Linked DNA regions of Homo sapiens: regions 2 and 3 are each linked to region 1. A link is a loop called in an ENCODE intact Hi-C map of the cell type or tissue named here. Cell type or tissue: sigmoid colon. All regions are shown on one strand.

What was found. Peaks named below come from ENCODE experiments on the same cell type or tissue, not always from the same donor. Only the 100,000 strongest peaks of a DNase experiment are listed, where the experiment ranks them.
Region 2: a loop joins it to region 1, with 5 times the contacts of the local background. A loop is called at or near these places in 16 of 110 quality-filtered maps.
Region 3: a loop joins it to region 1, with 2.7 times the contacts of the local background. A loop is called at or near these places in 2 of 110 quality-filtered maps.

The regions. Positions count from the first base shown.
Region 1 is chr11:74,589,323-74,597,322 of GRCh38, reverse strand. It overlaps POLD3 (DNA polymerase delta 3, accessory subunit), which reads right to left and starts at 4,741. Exons shown (of 12, transcript NM_006591.3): 1 at 4,605-4,741; 2 at 3,207-3,262. The coding sequence starts at 4,664. RefSeq lists an enhancer at 4,446-5,079. In sigmoid colon, no CTCF peak of the experiment used is centred here; a DNase peak (open chromatin) is centred at 4,772; H3K4me3 peaks cover 1,608 bases; H3K27ac peaks cover 1,028 bases.
Region 2 is chr11:74,736,452-74,744,451 of GRCh38, reverse strand. It overlaps the pseudogene RPL36AP38. Among named protein-coding and RNA genes, the nearest start is that of RNF169, 8.4 kb to the left of the region's middle. In sigmoid colon, a CTCF peak has its summit at 4,486 (motif pointing right); a DNase peak (open chromatin) is centred at 4,471.
Region 3 is chr11:74,445,781-74,453,780 of GRCh38, reverse strand. No RefSeq gene overlaps it. Among named protein-coding and RNA genes, the nearest start is that of KCNE3, 18 kb to the left of the region's middle. In sigmoid colon, CTCF peaks have their summits at 240 (motif pointing left) and 4,265 (motif pointing right); DNase peaks (open chromatin) are centred at 170 and 4,310.

The sequences.
Region 1 (8,000 bases):
ATAACCCTGGGTTAGGCAAAGCCTTCTTAGATATTATGTCAGAAGCACAAGCAACACATCAAAAAGAAAACACAACAAGGGTATGGAGAAAACAGAATGCTTATACATTGTTGGTGGGAATGTAAATTAATACAGCCATTATGTAAAACGGTATGGAGGTTCCTCAAAATATCAAAAATAGAGCTACTGTATGATCCAGCAGTCCCACTACGGATATACATCCAAAGGAAATGAAATCAGTATGTCAGAGATATTTGCACTCACATGTTTATTGCAGCACTATTTACAACAGCCAAGATATGGAATCAATAAATGTCCATTAATGGATAAAGGAAATATAGTGTATATACACAATGGAATACTATTCAGCCATAAAAATGAATAAAATCCTATCATTTGCAACAAAATGGATGAACCTGGAAGAGACTATGTTAACTGAAATAAGCCAGACACAGACAAATACTACATGATCTCACTCATTTGTGGAATCTGTAAAAGGTGATCTCACGGAAGTGGAAAGCAGAATTTTCTTTCCATAGGCTGAAGTGGTTAGGGGAGGGGGAATGGGGAGATGTGGGTCTAAAGGATACATAATTACAGTTAGACAGGAATAAGTTCAAGAGCTCTACTGTATAGCATGGTGACTACAGTTAGTGATGATATATTCTTGAAAAATGAAAAGATGGTAGACATTAAATGTTTTCACCACCAAAATAACTGTGTGATGTAATACATTTATTAGCTAGATTTAACTACTCCACAGTGTATATATACTTCAAAACATAATGTTGTACACAATAAATACATACAACTTTATTTCTCAATTTAAAAAATCTTGGCTTGGCACGATGGCTCACATCTGTAATCCCAGCACTTTAGAAGGCCGAGGCGGGCAGATCACTTGAGGTCAGGAGTTCGAGACCAGCCTGGCCAGCATGGTGAAACCCCAACTCTACTAAAAATACAATAAAATTAGCCGGGTATGGTGGCACATGCCTGTAGTCCCAGCTACCTCGGAGGTTGAGGCAGTAGAATAGCTTGAACCAGGGAGGCGGAGGTTGCAGTGAGCCGAGATCACGCCGTTGGACTCCAGCCTGGGCGACAGAGCAAGGCTTCTGCCTCAAAAAAAAAAAAAAGAAAAAAAAAAATCTTCTTAGGCCGGGCACAGTGGCTTGTATCTGTAATCCCAGCATTTTGGGAGGCCAAGGTGGGAGGATCACTTGAGGTCAGGAGTTTGAGACCAGCCTGGGCAACATAGCAAGATCTCATCTCTACTAAAAAAAAAAAAAAAATAAGATTAAAAAAAATTTAATCATTTTAAAATTTAAACTTAAAAAAGCATAAGCAACAAAAGGAAAAATAAATAAATTGGACTTCATCAGCAATAAAAACTTCCATGGGCCAGGCATGGTGGCTTATGTCTGTAATCCCAGCACTTTGGGAGGCCAAGGCAGGGGCTTGAGCCTGGGAATTCAAGACCAGCCTGGGACCAGCATGGGAAACATGGCGGGACTCCATCTCTACAAAAAATTTAAAAATTAGCTGAGTGTGGTGGCACGCACCTGTAGTCCCGGCTACTCGGGAGGCTGAGGTGGGAAAATCACCTGAGCCCAGGGAAGTCAAGGCTGCAGTGGGCTGAGATCACACCACTGCACTCCAGCTTGGGCAACAGAGTGACATCCTGTCTCAAACAACAACAACAACAAAAAATGTCTGTGCTTCAAAGCACACCATCAAGAAAGTACAAAGACAATCCACAGAATGGGAGAAAATTTTTGCAAATAATTTTTCAATCAGGGTCTTGTATTCAGAATATATAAAGAACTCTTAAAACTCAACAACAACCAAAAATACCCAATGACAAAAATGGGCATAATTTTGAATATCTATTTCTCCAAAGATATGGCCAAGCAGCATATGAAAAGATATTCAGCAACATTAGTCATTAGGAAAATGCCAATCAACATAATTTATGAGATACCACTTCACATCCACTAGGATGGTTAAAATAAGACATAATAAAAAGTTTTTGCCAGGTGTGGTGATGTACACCTGTAGAGCTAGTTGGTAGGCTGAGGCGGGAGGATCCTTGAGTTCAAATCCAGCCTGGGCAACATAGTGAAACCCCATCTCAAAAAAAAAAAAAAAAAAAAAAAAGAGTTCATCCATGAGAAGTCTGAGGGAAAAAACAGTGTTAGTGTTAACCAGAATGTGGAGAAACTGAAATACTCATATACTGTTAGGACTGTAAGAAGCGCAGCCATTTTGAAAAATAGTTTGTCAGTTCCTCAAAATGTTAAATACAGAATTATCTCATGACCCAGCAATTCCAATCCTAGTTTGGCTGTGTCCCCACCCAAATCTCAACTTGAATTGTAATAATCCCCACATGTCAAAGACGGACCAGGTGGAGATAACTGAATTATGGGGGCAGTTCCCCCATGCTCTTCTCATGATAGTGAGTTCTCACGAAATCTGACGGTTTTACAAGGGGCTTCCCCCTTCGCTCGACACTCATTCTCTCTCCTGCCACCCTGTGAAGAGATGCCTTCCGCCAAGTCTCCTGAGGCCTCCCCAGCCATGCGGAACTGTGAGTCAATTAAACCTCGTCTTTATAAATTCAATCTCAGGTGTGTCTTCATAGCAGCATGAGAATGGACTAACACAAATACCCAAGATAACTGAAAATATATGTTCATATAAACACTTATAGATGAATGTTTTATACATGAATGTTCATAACAGCATCATTCATAGCAGTCAAAATATGGAAATAACCCAAATGTCCATTAATGATGAATAAACAAAACTTGTTGTATCCATATTACAGACTGAATCATGTCTCCAAAAAGGTAATGTTAAAGCCCTAACCCCCAATACCTTAAAATGTGACCTTATTTAGAAATAGAATTATAGCACATGTAATTAGTTAAGACAAGGTCATATTGGAGTAGGGTGGATTCGTAATTCAGTATGACTGGTGTTCATATAAGATGGACGTGCAAAGATACAGATATACAGGGAGAATGCCATGACAATGAAGGCAGAGATTGGAATTACGCAGCTACAAGCCAAGAAATACCAATGATTGCCAGCAAACCAAATTAGCTCTAATCTATGTAGGCTATCTGTAGAGTTAAAAGCAAAGCATAACAAAACAAAAAAAAATTCCAATATGATTAAAATTGGTAGTAAATTGGACTTACTGTTTGGCCTGGTTAACATGAACCCCTAGTGTATAGCTCAGCCATTTGTATGTCACCTGTAACAAGAAAAAATTTTTCAAATGTTTTATTAGATGACTCCAGAGTGCACATCAGTCCCGAAGGTCTGTTGCTAAAGATTCCTATTCTTAGATGATTATGCCTTACAAATTACAATAAATGCCACTGCAGTTTTCCCAAGAACTATCTATCTGGGTAGGCAGGACCTATTTATCTTAAAAATGCTAAGAAGTTTGTTTCATGAACTAATGAAAAGTAATCTAAAAAGACAAGCTGAACATACCTAACAGAAAAAACTCTCATTTTCCTCACATTCCTTGTTTTACTCAGGCCCTTTCCTCATGATGTTTTTTTTGGGGGCCACCAGCCAAAGCCATCCTAAAACTCATTCAGAAGCTAGATGACTTTGAAGTGTGATGTCTCAGAAACTTCTAAAGAAAGTTGCACCCATGCAAACATTAAAGGGCACAGGTGGTGCAGGGGTCAGGAAACGAAAAAAGTGGGTAAATATTTTTATAAGAGATTAGATTGGGAACTACCAGCATCAAGCCTTCATCCCTCCTAGACCCAGGATGCCTGCACTCTCTTCTCTCAAAGTCTCTTCCAATTCCAAATGTCAAGCTTCCAATAGTTAGAAGACTTGCACAGGTTAGGCAAAGGCAGTGTGATGTAGAAGAAAGCATTAGTAAGAGGACAGACCTAGGTTGAAAAACTGCCTATCCCTTACCAAACGCAAATAAACAAGTTATTTGGCCCCTCAGCTTCAATTTCCTCATCTCGGGATACCACCACCGACCTGGGATGGGGTGCGGGGAGGTCACTGTAAAGATTAAAGTGCCTTGGCACACAGCAGGCACTCAATCATCACGGTTTGCAAAGTGCACTCACATCCATCAATTCGCTCGATCTTTTCCTCACCCGTGTGAAGCGGATCAAACCTCTATCAATGCTTAAATTTCCAGGAAGAGGAAACAGTATCTGGAGGTTACGCAACTTGTAACTTAACACAGTTAAGACACGATTTCCTCAACTGTAAACTTAAAACTTTAAACGCCAACCACCTTAAAAGAAAGGTGTAGGGACGCCTTAGAACTCTCAGCCAACGGCCCTCCCTCCGCGCCCGGTCTCCGCGGCTCCAGCCCCAGGCTCTGTTCCCAGCACGCCCACCCAAGGGACGCGGACTTCCGTGTGTGCTGGAGGACCTTCCCGACGAGTCCTCGCTCGCTCTGGGGCACAGAGCTCGCCCAGGTCCCCTCGTGGGGACCTGTCTCCCCTGGTCCCCACGAAGCCACAAGCAGACAGAGGGTCAAGGCTCCCGCCGCCCTAGCCGGGCCCAGGACCCCGGTCGCACGCCCGCGTTCCCCAGTAGTAGCTGCTCACGATCTTGTTTTGGTCCGTGACGAACTCGTCTATATTTTCCAGATAAAGCTGGTCCGCCATGGTGCGGCAGCGCTGGGACCCGCCTCTAACCCCTCTCTCAATCACAGCCACAGCTCCCGCCGGCGGGAAACGTCTTTGCTCCCTCCCAGGTCCCGGGTCGTTTCCCCGGCAACGGAGGCGACGCACTACGGCGGCCCTCGAAGGGTCAAACTAGTCAGGGAGACGGCGCAGACGGAGGTAGGCAGAGCTAGTAGAAAACACCGAAGTGCGGGGCCTCCTGGCTGGTTTTTTCCTATACCTACGTACCTATGATAAAGTTTAATTTATAAATTAGGCACAGTAAGAGATTAACAAAAATAACTAACGATAAAATAGAACAATTATTATTATACTGTAATAAACATTAGTGAATATGGTCTCTCAACAGATGTCATTGGGTATAATATTTCCCTACCGAGGTTGGCTGCGCGTGATGAAACCCGGGAAAGCCAGGATAAAGGGGAGACTATTGAAAACAAGTAATTTTAGTAGTGCTGCCAACTGGGGAAAAGTACTGCCTGTTATAATCCCTCAGAGTTGAGAAATTAGGGAAGGTTTTTCCAGAGGGGTTGAGGAGAGGCTGAGTGTTTCGGATAGAAGCAGGAGAATTTGCTGGAAAAGAGTTCATTATCTCTGGATTGTTAGGAGAAGAGGCGGATGAGAGAGACTTGGGAGAAACCAAATCGTTGTGCCTAGGAGACTGTGAAGAGGCGCTTGAGCTGTGTTCTCAGGAAAACTTGGAGAAAAGTTATCAGGTTGGGGAATTTCAACTCAAATTTCTCCTAGTATCACCCCCGCAAAAATCTTTAATAATTGACTTCAGCATAAGCCGGTGCAGTTCAGTATCGCAGGTGTAGTGCGTAAGAGAGTGGGCTCTAGAGTCAGACTTACTGGGTTTGAATCCTGGTTTTGCTGTTTGTTGTGTAAACTTAGGTAATTCTTTAGCCACTAGGAGCCTATTTCCTTATCTATAAAATGGGAATAATAACAGTACCTACTTCAAAGGCTTGTCGCGACATGCATTCATTCAAAGCATAGCAAAATCCTGAGAAAGGCCAGATACTATTCTGAGTGTTGAGGTGCTGGGGCTGCAGCTATGAGCAATAATAAACCGAGCCTGTTCACATGTAACTTACATTCTGAGATTTTTAAGTGAAAGATAGTGGTGGTTTAAAATAGGGTAGCAGACCGGGCGCGGTGGCTAACGCCTGTAATCCCAGCACTTTGGGAGGCCTAGGGGGATGAATCACCTGAGGTCAGGAGTTCGAGGCCTGCCAGGCCCACATGGTGAAACCCTGTCTCTACTAAAAATATAAAAATTAGCCGGGCGTGGTGGCACGTGCCTATAGTCCCAGTTACTCCCAGGGCTGAGGCATGAGAATGTCTTGAATCCAGGAGGTGGAGGTTGCAGTGAGCCGAGATCATGCCACTGCACTTCAGCTTGGGAAACAGAGAGAGACTCCGTCTAAAAATAAAATAAAATGGCTCGGCGCAGTGGCTCACACCTGTAATCCCACACTTTGGGAGGCCGAGGCAGGCAGATCACCTGAGGTCAGGAGTTCGAGACCAGCCTGGCAAACATGGCGAAACCCCGTCTCTACTAAAAATACAAAAATTAACCAGGTGTGGTGGTACACGCCTGTAATCCCAGCTACTCGGGAGGCTGAGGCAGCAGAATCACTTGAACCTGGGAGACCGAGGTTGCGGTGAGCTGAGATGGTGCCACTGCACTCCAGCCTGGGAAACAGAGTGAGACCCCCCTCAAAATAAATAAATAAAATAAAATAGGGTAGCAGTGCCAGGCACAGTAGCTCACACCTATAATCCCAGCACTTTGGGAGGCCAAGGCAAGTGGATCACTTGAGCCCCAGGAGTTCGAGACCAGCCTGAGCAACATACTGAAACTCCGTCCCTACTAAAAAAAAAAAAAAAAAAAGCCATGGTGGCACGAGCCTGTGGTCTGTGGTCTGTGGTCCCAGTTCTGAAGTGGGAGGATGGATTGAGCCCAGGAGGTAGAGGTTGCAGTGAGCACTTGATCATGCCACTGCATACAGCCTGGGTGACAGAGTGAGACCCTGTCTCAAAAAATAATAATTTTTTTTTTTTTTGAGACAGAGTTTTGCTCTTGTTCCCCAGGTTGGAGTGCAATGGCGCGATCTCGGCTCACTGTAACCTCTGCCTCCCGGGTTCAAGTGATTCTCCTGCCTCTGCCTCCCAAGTTGCTGGGATTACTGGCATGCGCCACCACACCCGGCTAATTTTGTTGTAGTTCTAGTAGAGAGGGGGTTTCGCCATGTTGGCCAGGCTGGTCTCGAACTCCTGACCTCAGGTGATCCACCTGCCTTGGCCTCCCAAAGTGCTGGGATTACAGGCGTAAGCCACAACGCCAAACCAATACATTTTTTAAAATAGAGTAGTGGTAGTGGAAATTGAGAGAACTGAGTGACTTGAGTTTTGTTTTAGAGTCGGCAAAACCTGCTGATGAATTACACGAGTGGAGTGTGGAAAAAACAGGAATCAAGGAAAATACCTAGATATGGAACATAAATCTTTAGGTAAATGGTGATGCCCTTGACTGAGACGTGAAAGACTGGAAGCAGATGAGAAAATCAAATAATTCTATTTGGCCAGTTACAAATGAGATAATATACATAAAACTCTCATGCAGTACCTGCACACAATAAAATCTATGATCGTTGACTATTACGTTATTATATACCAGACCTACTATACCAGGTACTTTAAGAGCAATATTTCATTTAGTCCTCATAGCAATGCTGCAAATGTATTATATTGTCCATATTTTATTTTATTATTTATTTATTTATTTTGAGACGGAGTTTTGCTCCTGTTGCCCAGGCTGGAGTGCAATGGCGCAATCTCTGCTCACTGCAACCTCTGCCTCCCGGGTTCAAGCGATTCTCCTGCCTCAGCTTCTCGAGTAGCTGGGATTACAGGCATGCACCACCATGCCCAGCTAATTTTGTATTTTTAGTAGAGACAGGGTTTCTCCATGTTGGTCAGGCTGGCCTCGAACTCCCGACCTCAGGCAATCCGCCCACCTCAGCCTCCCAAAGTGCTGGGATTATAGGTGTGAGCCACCGTGCCCAGCCTGTTTATTTATTTTGTTTTATTTTTTGAGATGGAGTCTTGATCTGTCGCCCAGGGTGGAGTGCAGTGGCATGATCTCCACTCACTGCAACCTCTGCCTCCCAGGTTCATGCGATTCTCATGCCTCCACCTCCTGAGTAGCTGGGATCACAGGTATGCACCACCACACCCAACTGTATTTTTAGTAGAGAGGGGGTTTCGCCTTGTTGGTCAGGCTGGTCTTAAATTTCTGACCTCAAGTGATCC
Region 2 (8,000 bases), 150 kb before region 1:
AAATGACTCACAGTCTCTGTTGTTTACATCAAAGTACTCTAACTGAGACATTAGCTTGTTGTTTTTGAAGTGTCGCCTAAAAATGGTTGTCAAGGGTGCTTGGTAGATTATAAAATGATACAAGAAGCTTAAGCCAACAGCCTAGAGTAGAACAAGCCCAAATAGCTTTTCTCTAAGGCCCCACCTGCACCACAGACCACCATGGGAAGAAGGATTCACAGACTCCCTTTAATGCACGATGCCAACTGGAACAAATGGCAGTGCAGCCCCAGGTACCAATGCTTCCCCTCCAGCTGCTTTCTGAGGATTGCATTGCTGTCAGAATTCCCTACCATCCTTCTCATAGCACCTCTACCCAGATAGCTCTGCATGGTTCCACCCCACCACTACCCCTTCCTCACTCCTCATCCACATCACTACAAAACTTCCCTCTAGCTGATGGCTCCAGCTTCTCCTTGCTGGACTGAAAGACTCAGATATGAGCAAGGCCATTCAGCCTAGTTCCAGGTGGAGACAAGGCTGTTTCTTCCTGCAAGCCCAAGACCTCTCCTTCCAGCTTAAGTGCTGCTGAGTCCATCCTGAGACCTTACACATCTAAAAAGGAGAAGGCTAAGCCCCTCAGACCACACCAGTGCCACCTGTCCTCTTTGGATAGCATCTTCTTCCTGTGCTCTTCCTCCCTCAAGTCAGATCTCCCCCTGAGATTTGGCCCCTTCCATTTTGCTTTAAAGATTCTTGCTACCTTCTTACTTTTATTCATCTTCAGTTCCTTCCCTTTTGTTTCAGAGGAAGAAGTAATTCTTTTTTTTTTTTTTTTTTTTTTTTTTTTTTTTGAGACAGAGTTTCGCTCTGTCGCCCAGGCTGGAGTGCAGTGGCGCGATCTCGGCTCACTGCAAGCTCTGCCTCCCGGGTTCATGCCATTCTCCTGCCTCAGCCTCCCGAGTAGCTGGGACTACAGGTGCCCGCCACCATGTCCGGCTAATTTTTTGTATTTTTAGTAGAGATGGGGTTTCACTGTGTTAGCCAGGATAGTCTCCATCTCCTGACCTCCACCTGCCTCGGCCTCCCAAAGTGCTGGGATTACAGGCGTGAGCCACTGCGCCCGGCCTAGGTAATTCTTTTGCAAATCTAATCCCTCCATCTGTGTTTGTCATGTCATCTGCCCAGCCTCCTCCAGACTCTTTCCAAACACTCTATGAATACAAATAAGACTTGGTCCTTGCCCCCTCAAAGTCAAAACCTAACAGAAGGGCAAAAGTAGAAAAAAATATAGCAGAAAACAGAAGAGTTATAGAAGAATTGCAAGGGCTACAACAGACATAAACAGAATGCCATGGAAGCAGGGAGCAAAGGTGAGAGGAAGTTCAGGAGATTTCACAGAAGAGGGGACATTTGAGCTCGTTTTTAAAGACTGAGGGAAGGAAGTTCACCACATGGATACAACGGAAAGCAGAGAGAAAATAAGAGCCAAGGCACAAAGGCATAAAAGTTTGGGACCTGTGTGGGACTGACAAAGAATTTGATGTGGCTAGAACATCAGGTTGGAGATGAGACTAGAAAACTGGAGAAGAAAAGAAACTAGAATTTATTGAGCAACTACCACGTGCCAAGTGTCATGCTAAGCAACCATATACCTCTCTCATTTAAACCTAAAGTAATTGAAAGATTTAATATTTGGCCCAAGGGATTGGTACATATGGATTTTTGTTTTGGTTTTGTTTGTTTGTTTGAGATGGAGTCTTGCTCTGTTACGCAGGCTAGAGTGCAGTGGCACAATCTTGGTTCACTGTAACTTCCACCTCCTGGGTTCAAACAAGTCTCCTGCCTCAGCCTCCTGAGTAGCTGGGACTACAGGCATGCACCACCACACCTGGCTAATTTTTTTTTTTTTTTTTGTATTTTTGTAGAGACGGGGTTTCACCATGTTAGCCAGCCTGCTCGTCTCAAACTCCTGACCTCAAGTGATCCACTCTCCTTGGCCTCCTGAAGTGCTGGGATTACAGGCGTGAGCCACTATGCCTAGCCTGGATTTGTATTCTATAAGGATAAATCTCGATTCTATAATTATCAGTGAATAACAAAAAGAATCTAAGCAGGCTTCATCCCACCCCCAGAGTTGAGATATTACTGGAGAAAGTATGGTGCAGCTAATGTTCATTCATTCATTCATTCATTCATTCAACAAATATCTATTGAGCACCTACTATGTGGCAGGATTATGTAAGTGCTAAGAATTCAGCAGCAAACACGGAAGACAAAGTCTAGATGCTGACCAGTTTGAGCAGGAACAGCATTAGGTACAGTGTTTGACATATTCCAGCTGCTGTGGAATGAATGAATGTTATCGCCTTAGTTACACTTTTATGTTTAGTGACTTTCAAAGTACTCATTGTCAGAAAAATATTCTAACTAACAAAAAAGCACATTGGTGGGGCAAAATAGTTCTTTAATTTCTTTCTTTTTTTTTTTTTTTTTTTGAGACGGAGTCTTGCTCTGTCACCCAGGCTGGAGTGCAATGGCGCCATCTCAGCTCACTGCAAGCTCCACCTCCCAGGTTCACACTATTCTCCTGCCTCAGCCTCCCGAGTAGCTGTGACTACAGGCGCCCACCACCATGCCCAGCTAATTTTTCTGTATTTTTAGTAGAGAAGGGGTTTCACCGTATTAGCCAGGATGGTCTTGATCTCCTGACCTCATGATCCGCCGGCTTTGGCCTCCCAAAGTGCTGGGATTACAGGCGTGAGCCACCATGCCTGGCCTCTTTAATTGCTTTACATTTTCCCTCCAGATGCCTATAAATCCACTTAGAATTGGCAACTAGTCTTACTCCTCTCTGCACCTCCCTCTCCTCGCCTCAGTCTTTCTTCCTCTTTTCCCTGCACTCAGGGCCCCTATTCTTGTTCCTCTAGGCTCTGGCCCCAAGTTCCAAGCAATTAGTTTCCTCTTTGATTTAGTTGTTTTTAATTTTTTTTCTTTTTGAGACGAAGTCTAGCTCTATCACCCAGGCTGGAGTTCAGTGGCATGATCTTGGCTCACTGCAACCTCCGCCTCCTGGGTTCAAGCGATTCTTCTGCCTCAGCCTCCTGAATAGCTGGGACTACAGGTGCGTGCCCCCACGCCAGGCTAATTTTTTGTGTTTTTAGTAGAGACAGGGTTTCACCACATTGACTAGGCTGGTCTCAAACTCCTGACCTCGTGATCTGCCCACCTTGGCCTCCCAAAGTGCTGGGATTACAGGCATGAGCCACCATGCCCAGCTGTTTTTTAAATTTTAATTGACAAATAGAAATTGTATATATTTATAGTGTAGAGTTGTTCTTTTTGTTTTTTAAGAGGATAGAGGTGGCTTTAAGAAATCCTTTAGGTTCACAACCCAAATGTCCATCAATGATAGACTGGATTAAGAAAATGTGGCATATATACACCATGGAATACTATGCAGCCATAAAAAAGGATAAGTTCATGTCCTTTGTAGGGACATGGATGAAGCTGGAAACCATCATTCTGAGCAAACTATCGCAAGGACAGAAAACCAAACACCACATGTTCTCACTCACAGTTGGGAATTGAACAATGAGAACACTTGGACACAGGGTGGGGAACATCACACACCGGGGCCTGTCGTGGGGTGGGGGGCTGGGAGAGGGATAGCATTAGGAGATATACCTAATGTAAATGACAAGTTAACAGGTGCAGCACACCAACATGGCACATGTATACATATGTAACAAACCTGCACGTTGTGCACATGTACCCTAGAGCTTAAAGTATAATAATAAAAAAAGATGAGAATTAATTATCATTAAAAAATTTTTTAAAAAAGAAATCCCTTAGGTTCAAGATATAGAGAATAAGAGGGAAAAGAAATGGGCAAATGGCCTTACCCAACTGCACTCAGAGTGAAATATCTAAAAGACAAAACTTTCTCTGCTAGTATTGCTCACCTTTTATAGCGTAAATCACATTTCTTATTCTCACAGAGTCTCTATTTTCCCAGTCTCATCAAAGATATCCTACTACCTTCACTTTGGTCCAAGTCTCCAAGAAGGAGTGGGTCATGGACCTGTCCCAGGAAAAGAATGAGAAGAGTGAAAACCTCTTCTTGTCATAAATAAATAGACGAATAGTTACATTGAGCAGAATGGAGGATTTGCCTCAGAAGAGAGCACTGTGATTGCAGCAGAAGAAAAAGTCAGGGGAGCTACAAAATAGCCTCTCAGAGATTGACTTTGTCTACTTTGGAAAGAAACGGGAGAGATGGGTTCAGCTGGAGGCTGAGAACAGAAAGCATGATCTCCCAAGTTCCTTTGTCCTGAAGGAAGACAGGCTTCTATACCAATCTACTAGTGATCAACGAGAAACCTGATGGGTTCTGCACTAGAATGGTCATCGTCCCACTGTTCTTTGTTTACTTGGCTCTGTGTTCTGCAATCCCATCCCTGGGAAATGCCTGCAGGCGTCTCCTAGGTCTGCGATGTTGCTCAGTTTGACCACCAGGGGGCAAACTGAGCCTACGCGGTCTCCTCCACCCAGTTTCCAAACTCCAGAATCAGAATGTCAGAGCTATAACTGGCTTTAAAAAACCATCCAAGGCTTCTAATCAAACCTTTTTGTTTCAAGAGAAGAAAACCAAGGTCTAAAGAGGGGAAATAATTTGCCAAAGCCACATAGTGAGTGACTAGTAAAGTAGAAACTAGAAAACAAATCTTTTGACTCACTACTCCAGTTCTACACATGTTCCACACCAAGCTTTCTCCAGTCTCATATTTAATTCTAGAATACATCGAGTTTTAATGCTATATCTCTATGAAAAGATTCTCTCCCAATTAGATTGTAAGAACTTGGGGCAAGGGACCATGTTCTGACCAACATTGTACATCTTCTCCTCTAGCACACTCTTCTGCAAGGCAACCTGTATGCCCAATACAAAAAGGAAGATTTCAACAAATATTGTTAAACTGCTATATGGCAAGTCCAATAATGGTTCCTGATAACACAGAGATGAAATATACCATCTCTGCCCTCATGATACTCCCTATCTAGGGAGGGAGACAGATACAACAACACCTATAATTTAAGAGATGAGCATTTAACAGTGATGTAGAAAAGGCAATATGGAGGCACAGAAGAGGAAGTGACTATGTACCTGGATGAAATACAGAATTAGGTCCTAAAGGAAGAATGAGAACTCATCAGAGAAGGGAAATGGGAATTACAAATAGAAAGAATAGCAGAATAAGCCAACACAAGGAGGCATGGAGGCATGTGTTCAGTGAAAATGACTCTGAGTAGCTACACACAGTATAGATAAGAAGTTGGACTGAAGCAGAGGAGGAGGAGTAAATAAGACTAAAAAGGAAGTCCGAGGTCAGCTGTAAAGTTGCTATTCATTTATTCAGTCATTCAACAACGTTAAATACTCCCATGTGCCGTGCAGTGCTGTTATTGATAATGATGGTGGTGAGATGATAATAAAAGTAAGGGGAATAATAATGATGATGAAAATACTAATGTGGGTGAATTCCAAGGATTTGGGGTCTTGAATCTAGGGTTCATTACTCATATGAATCAGATAACACAGATAAATATTCCATCCTCCATTTCTTTTCTTTCTTTTTTAAATTCATTTTCTATATCAATAGCACACCTACAAACATGGTGAACATTCCTAAAACCTGCCAGACTTTCCGTAAGAAGTGAGGCAAGCACCAACCCCACAAACTGACGCAGTACAAGAAGGGTAAGGATCCACTGTATGTCCAGGGAAAGCAGCATTATAACAAGAAGCAGAGTGGCTAGGGTGGGCAGACTAAGCCAATTTTCCAGAAAAAGGTTAAAACCACAAAAAAGACTGTGCTGAGCCTTGAGTGCATTGAGCCCAATTGCAGAGCTAAGAGAAGGCTGACTATTAAGAGATGCAAGCATTTTAAACTGGCGGGAGATAGGAAGAAAAGGGCCAAGTGACCTAGTTCAAAGCTTCATCTTTTTTTTAATTGTGAAGACAATAAAATATTGAAGTTAGGTTCACACACACATACAAAAAAATCTGTTATGTATTAGGCATTGTTCCAGGAGCTAGGGATATAGCAGTGATCAAAAATTAAAGTCCACAGCCAGACGCAGTGTCTCACACCTGTGGTCCCAGCACTTTGGGATGTCAAGACAGAAGGATGGCTTGAGCCCAGGAGTTTGAGACCAGACTGAGCAACATAGCGAGATGCTGTCTTTGTCTTTAAAAAAAAAAAAAAATAGAAAATAAAACAAAAAAAATTAAAGTCTAGGCTGTTGCAGAGCTTTTGTGCTCATGAGGGAGACAGATAATATACAAGTGAAAAATATGTTTCAGAGAATGATAAGAAAGGAAAGAAAACAAGGCAATAAGATAGAAAATTACTCAAAAGCAGGCATCATTACATAGATTGGACCAGGGAAACATCACTAAAGAAGTGACATTTGAGCTGAATGAAGTATTATCTGTAGAAAAGGTTGAGGGAAGAGCATTCCAAGCAGGAGAACTAGCAAGGGCAAAATCCCTGAGGAGGGACCAGGCAGCTTGATGTATCCCAGGGACAGAAAGAAGGCCCGTGTACTAGAGCATAGTGAGCACAGGGAGAGTGGTCTGAAGTCAGAGTGTAGACAGGGCCAGGGCATGGAAGGCTTTACATATTTGGCAAATGATTTGGATTTTATTCTTATTTATTTATTTAGAGACAGTGCCTTGCTCTGTTGTCCAGGCTGGAATACAGTGGTGCGATGTTGGCTCACTGCAGCCTCCACCTCCCAGGCTCAATCAATCCTCCCACCTCAGCCTCCAGAGCAGCTAGGACTACAGGCTTGTGCCACTACGCTTGGCTAATTTTTTAATTTTTTGTAGAAATGAGATCTCATGATGTTGGCCAGGCTGGTCACAAACTCCTGGACTCAAGTGATCCTCCCACCTTGGCCTCCCAAAGTGCTGGGATTACAGGTGTGAGCCACTGCACCCACCCTTTGGATTTTATTCTAAGTGCAATGGAGAGGTTTTAAGCAAAGAAGGGACTTCACTAATTTACTTTTCTTTTCTTTCTTTTTTTTTTTTTTTTTTTTCAGAGATGGGGTCTCACCCTGTCATCCGGGCTGGAGTGCAGTGGTGCAATCATGGCTCACTGCAGCCTTGACCTCCCAGGCTCAAGCAATACTCCTGCCTCAGCCTCCCAGGTAGCTGGGACTACAGGTACACACCATCATGCCCAGCTAATTTTTAAGTTTTTTGTAGGGACAGGGTCTCATTTTGTTGCCCAGGCTGGTCTCAAACTCCTGGGCTCAAGCAATCCTCCCACCTCAGCCTCCCAAAGTGCTGGGATTACAGGCATGACATATGACGCCTGGCCTGATTTACATTTTTAAAAGATAATTCTAGTGGCTCTTCATTCCCACCTTTAGGTGGACACAGTGCCTGCCACCTTCCAACTGCGTGACCCAAGTTGTATGGCACTGTTTTCTGGTGCTCTAACTGCATCCTCACAGACCTATTGAAAGAAGTCTCTGAGAACAAACTGCTTTTCTAAAGTCCCCTGAATGTGGAGGAGGTGAGAGAACAAGGTCCACTCTCTTTGATACTTGGTAAGTGAGGATGCCCCAGTAGAGGAGGCCTCTGGCCAGTGGCAGGGCTTAAGACTCTAGAAGAATGATGATCCCACTCCATGTCTTCTGCTGAAGACACCATGTCCCCACTCAGTTTTCCTCATGAGGGCTCTCTGACATTAAGGGCTATGTGTTCCCCATTCTGGTTTCCTGATACTTCCTCCTCTTGCTGTGTACAGATTGTCCTGGGAACAGAGGGCTCAATGAGGGAGAAAAAAGACTTGGGAATATTCACATAGCCATATGGAAACCTATGTAAATACGGATGAGCCTCACTTTAAGAAGATCCATTCACTCACATAGATACTGATCGAGCACCCACAATGCATCAGGCACTATTTCAGGTGCTGAGGATTCATTCATCCATTCTACAGACA
Region 3 (8,000 bases), 140 kb after region 1:
ATCTATATATCTATATATCTGTATCTCTGTATCTCTGTATCTCTGTATCTCTATATCTCTATCTCTATCTCTATCCATATCCTATGGTATAGGCACTTCACGCAGCCCTCCCTCCAACCCAGTCGTCTGGGAGCCTGTCCTGCCACCTCTTGTAGGTCAAAGCCTGTAGGAGCTTTGTCTTCCCAGGTTCTGCCCTCTGCTGGCCAAATCTCGGCACATCGCCTTAAGCCCTCAAAGCAAAACCAATCATGGATTCAACAGGTATTGTTGAGTGCCTACTATGTGCCACGCATTCACCTAGGCACACTTGGAATACATAAGTAAACAAAAACATCCCAGAAATCCCTGCACTAATACTTAAGAGCATTTACTCCATGCCAGGCATTGGTCTCAGCGTTTTACACACTTGAATTCATTTAGCTTTTAAAACCCTCATAACAACCCTATGTAGTAAGTAGGTATTCCTTACAAGTACTTCCACAGAGCCCAGTTGTTTTTGACCTAGCACCTTCATGTACTTTCAGCCCAATTTAGGTCCCATGGTACGCACAGCCCAGAGCATGGATCTGAACAGTCTCCAGAGATGAATGAGAAAGTGATTTGGGAAAAGGATGGCAGAGTACTGACACCAGTGGCCTGAAGTTGGGTTTCCTAGAAACAGACCTTGAGGCAGAATTTTTTTTTTTTGAGACAGGGTCTCGCTCTGTGGCTCAGGCTGGAGTGCAGTGGCCTAATCAGGGTTCACTGCAGCCTCGATTTCCCAGGCTCAAGCGATCCTCCCGCATCAGCTCCCCAAGTAGCTAGGACTACAGGCGTGTTCCATCATATCCAGCTAATATTTTATTTTAGTAGAGATGAGGTCTCGCTATGTTGCCCAGGCTGGTCTCAAACTCCTGAGCTCAAGCAGTCCTCCCGCCTCAGCCTTCCAAAGTGCTGAGATTACGGACGTGAGCCACCACACCTGGCCATCTGACAGACATTTATTGATGGGAAGTATTTTTCAGGAAAAACCTGCAAGGGAGAGAGTGGAGTAGACAGGAAAGGGAAAGCATCATACAAAGTGTGTCTCGGTCACATCTAGCCTTGGCCTGATCCACGGGGAACTGTCATATATGGTGGCATAAGTCCCACAGCAGAATTACACTCCCTTGAGGCAAGGCAGCTGGCCTTTTGTATCCCCAAAGCAGCCAGTCATTGGTTGTGGGCCACCCTGGCAGGGAAGAGGGACAAGAGGGTTTTGAGGAGGTTCCCATCAGCTGTGGGGAAGGGAACAGCTGTGAGCTACTGCAGAATAGAGCAGTGGAAGAAAGGTAAGCAAAGGAGTGCTCTTGGTTGGAGACTAGCAATAGCCTCGTTCCTTGGGAAGGTTCTGAAGCTCTTTTTTCAATCACAGAATTGGCCCCACCTTTTGTGACCTTTTTTACTATCCTATATCAGTCATCGGCTGCTAGTTGCTACAGAGGTACTTACTCTCCCAGGGTGTGCTCATATTTGACTCAGGCAAAATCTCTGGGGATGGGGACAGCTCTAGGCTGATTATGGCAGCCTGGTGAAGGGGGCCTCTGGGGCTCCAACAGCATCCATGATAGCTGTGCTGTTGGGGAAACGAAAGTAGAAGCAGAGTGTCACATCTTGGGAGCTCCTTCTAGTTTAAGAGACAAGAAGCACACACCAAATAATGAACAAAAATAAGACAATACCAAATAGAACTAAGTAGGAAACAGTATCATTAAGCATCAGAAAGTGTGGGGGACAGATACTAATGTGGTGGTCAAGAAGAGGAGAGGACATCGGGCACAGTGGCTCACGCCTGTAATCCCAGCACTTTGGGAGGCCAAGACAGGTGGATCACTTGAGGTCAGGATTTCAAGACCAGCCAGCACAACATGGTGAAATCTCCTCTCTACTAAAAAAAAAAAAAAAAAAAAATTAGCTGGGTGTGGTGGCGTGCACCTGTAATCCCAGCAACTCAGGAGGCTGAGGCAGGAGAATCGCTTGAACCCAGAAGGTGGAGGTTGCAGTGAGCTGAGATGGTGCCACTGTACTCCAGCCTGGGTGACAGAGCAAGACTCTGTCTCAAAAAAAAAAAAAAGGGGGGGGGTGGGGAGGGGGAGAGGGAAGTTCATGCATATTTCTGGGAAGAAGTAGAATTTGTGGTGGAATATGAACAACTGGTAGGATTTGGTTAGAAAGCCCAATGAAGGGCCAGGTGCAGTGGCTCACTCCTGTAATCCTAGCACTTTGGGGGGCTGAGGCGGGTGGGTCACCTGAGGTCAGGAGTTCGAGATCAGCCTGGCCAACATGGCGAAACCTCATCTCTACTAAAAATACAAAAATTAGCCAGGCATGGTGGTGGGCACCTGTAATCCCAGCTACTCAGGAGGCTGAGGCAGGAGAATTGCTTGAACCAGGGAGGCGGAGGTTGCATTGAGCCGAGATTGCACCATTGTACTCCAGTCTGGGCAACAGTAGCGAAACTCTGTCTCAAAAAAAAAAAAAAAAAAAAAAAAAAAAAAAAAAAAGTCCAATGTAGGCTGGGTGTGGTGGCTCACACTTGTAATCCCAGCACTTTGGGAGGCCAAGGCAGGAGGATCACAGGAGGATCCCAGCCCAGGAATTCAAGACCAGCATGGGCAACATGGTAAAATCCCATCTCTACTAAAAATAATTTTTAAAAAAGCCAGGCATGGTGGTGTGTGACTGTACTCCCAGCTACTCAGGAGGCTGAGGTGGGTGGATCAACCTGAGCCTGGAAAGTCAAGTGGCTGCAGTGAGCTGTGATAACACCACTGCACTCCAGCTCTCAAAAAATAAATTAATTAATTAATTAAAATAAAAAATGAAGGTCCAATATAGTATGATCCAAGCTCAGTGTTCAAAGTAGGTGGATGGCTTCGCTCTACTCAAACATTCAGAGACTGAGGATGGCAACTGCCATCTTCAACATGTAGCTTCCAAGGTCGCTCATTGTCAAAGCATTTTCTGGTTGGTGAGGAAAGAAACAGAATAGAATTCCAGGGCCAGGGACTTACTCTCAAGAAAGCAAGGCAAAAGCTGCGTACATCTCTTCTGCTCAGCTCCATTGACGACGGCTTAAAAAACGTGGCCACAAACTGGCTGCAAGGGGAGCTGGCACATGAGGTGCCTGTCTGAGTAGTCAAGTCCCAGCCAAACATCTATCACTATGGAATAAGGAGAGAATGATTTCTGGTAGACAGCCCCAGAAATCTTTACCCCACCCTCCTCACGCTCCCCCACAGTCTGTCTTCACCCCACCCTCCTAATTCTCCCCCGCAGGATTAGTCAAGATAAAAACATTTATAAACCTGCTGGGAAGGAAGAAGTGCTGTTATTCTGATTAGATCATGTTTTGGAGGGAGGGGGTGAAGACGGGAGCCTTTTGAGAGTATAACTTAGCCTATCCTGGGAGTGTGACTTGTGCTCTTTTTTTTTTTTTTTTTTTTTCTAGCACAGGTGAGTCTGGTCTCTCCTCTCATTAGAATAATATCCAAGATTTCGGTTTAGGCATAGAAGAAATAGACAAAGCAAGGCTTTCAGCCAAACTTGTATGGAAAAAGAATCTTCTTTCAGGTGCTGCTAAGAAACCAAGAACATTATTTCCCTGGATGAAATGAGAGAACCATCTGTGGAAGTGGTTGAACTGTGATGGAGAATGAGCTCCTGGGAACAAGAAAGTCAGAAATTCATGAACAGGAAAGAAAAATTAATATTTGATGAACAACTGAATTCCTCACTGCCTGTTGCCCTGGGACACAGGGAGCTGTCTCACCAAGGTTACAGCTCCTTCTTGGAGCGGCTCACAACCAATGAGGAGCTGATACAGGGATCCAAAGGTCTGATTCCATCACTGATTTGGGGCAACTCTGAGAGGCCATCTTGGCTCCAGAATTCCCCATAGGATCAGCTGAGGCTTCAGTGGCAACCACATTGTGAATTAGCTTCTTCCTCCGCCCACCCCTGCTTTCTCACTTCCTATTTCCCAAGAGTACTTCCCCCAACAACCTTCTGCATGCGATTCTCCATTTCAGTCTGTTTCCAAGAGAATCCATCCCTTCCTCAAGAACTGTGCCCTAACATGGAGTCCATTCCAAAGTCAGTACCAGTGATAATTGAGCAATGGGATGATAGAATGTAGATGAGGCAGTTAGTGGTTCCAGCAAACCAAAAAGATGGCAAGGCAGTGAGAGACCAGCAGTGTAGGAAACAGCCAGCTATATTCATTGAAAAAGAAGAACTAGCCACTAGAGGGCCCAACACTACAGGTTTACAGCTCTGCTGCTACTTTTTAGAGCACAGAATTTTGCCCTTCATCTGGCAGACATCCAGTGTAATTGTCTACACAGTGGGGGAACATTGTTGGCCATGCTTCCTTCTCTTTTACCTATTCTGGAGACACCAGTGTCCTGGCCTGTTCCAATACCCCAGCACCAAGCCCCCGTGCCATTACATATGAGCCTATTCCCATAAATCAAGGCTTCCAGAGCCTGTTTTTAATACCCACTGTTCTCATTGTTTCAAGGGACTCTGAAGATGTGAAATGTGAAATCCAAATAATTGGTTGTGACCATCCTCACCTAGGAATGGAGAGAATCAGCAACATATTGTCTAGTTCTGCCACTTTCTCTACCCCCCATCCCCCCACCCACCAATTTGTAATAAAGATAAGACACACAGACTTAGATGCAAAATATAGTAGCCAAGGGAGAAAGGGGATATGAGAGCCTTCTCAGAAGATGAAAAAGTTTGAGAACATTGTATAATTGAGTGAATTAATGAATTATTTCTACCATGGATTTATTTAAAGACTTAAAGGAAATTTTCTTCTGTACCCTATTTGGAAGGACAGTCCTTTGTAGGTTGGGGGACTTCCCTTACCTCAGGAGGAAAATATTGGGAGGTCTCTATAAATTTCTCAAGGGTCAGAGTTAGATTGTCTGTGAGAGGGAAAACTCTGAGGATTAAAGGGACAAGAGCTGGATTCTACAAGACCAGGAGGATGGAGGGGTGGTGGAAGTCAGCCCGTGAACTCTCCCCCATTGCCCTCATAGTATCTCTGGCAGTGATGACTACAAAGACACCTGGGGGATAGTTACCAAACCATAGCTTTGGGACCATACAGGAGTTCTGGGTGGCCAGGTTTACAATGGAAGCAGTAAATATCTTACGCAAGTGGGCCAGATACCTCTGGCTGCTCCACACCTGCTTGGACAATGAGCACCTTCACCACAACTGCAATGGACTGAGATGGTCCCCCAGGTTTTCCGGATTGGGTAAGCCCTGGGGTTTTTGCATCCCCACAAAGTCTCTGAAATTAGATGTTCCACAAACCTGGCAGGTGGGGGTGAAGCTAAATTTAATTGGATTTGAATTAGACAGATAAAAGTTTGATTTGATTCAGAAATAAATAAATAAATATAATGTTCTTCTACTTGCTATAGAGCAAATTAAATGGGTTACAATATTGGGAGCTCTGACATCGCAATAGCAAACCTAGCCTGGCCCGGTTAATAAAAGAATAGTAATACTCTATTGAGGGGTTGCCACGTGTTAGGCAGTGCATTCTTTCATTTAATCCTCACAATATACCTATGAGGTAGACTGAGACTTAGAGAAGTCAAGTGGGTTGCCCAAGGTCACATGGTTAGTAAATGGCAAACCAAGTTTGTTGGACTCCATGTCTAACTTCTATAGCCATTCATTCCCTGTTGTCTAGCCATTCATTGACTGACATCTAATCCATCATTTACTAATCTGTTTAGCCAGATATGCACTCAGACAGTAAATAGAATTAACAGTTATTCTGTTCCTTAAACATTGAGACAGATCTAGTTGTAGTTTAGAGAACAAAAGAATCTTAGAATCATAGAATGTTTGCACTGGCAGCTGGTCTAGAGGGAAGAGCAAAGCTTTAGAACCAGGTGGACTAGCTTGGAATGTTGGCTCTGCTATTCATTCTGTATATGACCTTGAGCAATTTATTTAACCTAATTCTCAGCTTCCATATCTGTATATCACAAATATATGCACATTCTCTCTAGACTAATATGAAGAGTAGAGATAATGTCACATGGAACAAGTGCAAAAATGCAAGTCCCAGCACAAAATGAAAATGCTGGCACCTTGTTCAAAAATTACCGATAATTTAAAGATGGTGACAGCAGAGTATTAAACCAAGTGTGGGGGCCCTTGTAAGCATAGGCCATGGTGGCACATCCACAGCCTGGCACAGAGTGGGTCTGCAATAAATTGTAGTCCTTTTTCTCTCTAGATCACTGATTATAACCCTCTCCTTTTGCAGATGAGGAAACTGGAGTCCAAAGAAGAGTTTAAAAATGCAAATCAGGGCCGGGCACGGGGGCTCATACCTGTAATCCCAGCACTTTGGGAGGCCAAGGTGGGTAGATCATGAGGTCAGGAGTTCGAGACCAGCCTGGCCAACCTGGTGAAACACCGTCTCTATTAAAAATTAAAAAATTAGCCAGGTTCAGTGGCATGTGCCTGTGATCCCAGCTACTCAGGAGGCTAAGACAGGAGAATCGCTTGAATCCGGGAGGCAGAGGTTGCAGTGAGCTGAGTTCACCCTACTGCACTCCAGCCTGGGCAATAGAGCAAGACTCCTTCTTGGTGGAGGGGGGGAACACAACTTAGTACCAGAGCCAAGACCACAACCAGACCTCCTTTGTTCCTAGCCAGTGGTCTTTACCCAGCATTTCCAAAGCCTGTGTTCTATATGATGATAATAGATATTCCATGTATAAAAGTTTCCATCAACAAGCAAGTTTATAAAACACTGGATTAAGATTAAAGAGACATCTTTTGCAGAGCTCTTCAGAGACTTTTATGTGCAACAGGAGTCTCCAAGACAGGGATATAATATGAAACATTGCACAAAAGTATTTGATGTGGGACCCTTTTGCAGGAGCATATTAAGCGTCTCTCAGAACTCTTTCAGAAATGCCACTCTAAACACTGCCCCAGGGTGATGGAAGTTTCCATGGGTTTTGATCTGTGGGGTGTGGTTGTTTTTATTCTAAATTAGAAGCAAATATATTATTTCCACTAGTCCTTTCTGTCAGCATCCCTGTCCCAGCTGACTTGTGAGCCTGAGGATATAAAGATAATGAAAACCAGACTCCAGGAAAAGCACACTTGTTTAGAGTCACCCAGCTGCATCCATAAGGCAGATGCAATATGCCTCTCTCCCAAGAGTAGAACACAGACAAAACATACACTAGGATCCCAAAATTCTTTCCATTCTGGGTAATTTGCTCACAGACATCACATTGCAAAAGTAATAGCCAAAGTCCCCTATAAAGTCACATAAGAAGCTGGGAAATCAGGATTCTTATCTCAGCACCTTCATTTATTAGCTGTTTGACCTAAATTGATCAATTCATCAGCTCGTCACTTTGCTTTTATCAAATACCTTCTTGCATCAAATTAAATTAATTTCTCCCTTTGTTGAACTACCATTATTTCATCTGTAGCACTCTCCCCCCAGGACTTTGAGAATCTCTATGGAATGTAGTTTGAAAATCAGCAGATTGGATGATTACTATAGATCATCCAGTCTATATGGATGGATGAAATCTATACAGAATCTATAGGGAAAGGAACTATAGTTCCTTTCAGCTATAATAGTCTGTGATTCAAATTTATATACAGTTTTGCGACCTATTGCCTCTGCCTATTAACCAAGGACCCTAGTTCCCTGAGAAATGCACCTCTTAATTTCTGAGAGGCCTGGAGAGTGATTCTCACATGCTGAATTGATGAGATGCCAGGTGACTTGGACACTTCTGGAGTTCCCAGTACATAGCATCTGTTACATGGAATGCATGGAGGTGAGGAAACTCTCTCTCCCCATCGTGCTATACTTTGTCACATGGGTTTCTAATGGGTAATATTTATGTCCTTTGCTTTCAGTAAAGCAGCTCTTCTATATTTTGCTGATTCCTTCCTAACCCCAGTTTCCCTCT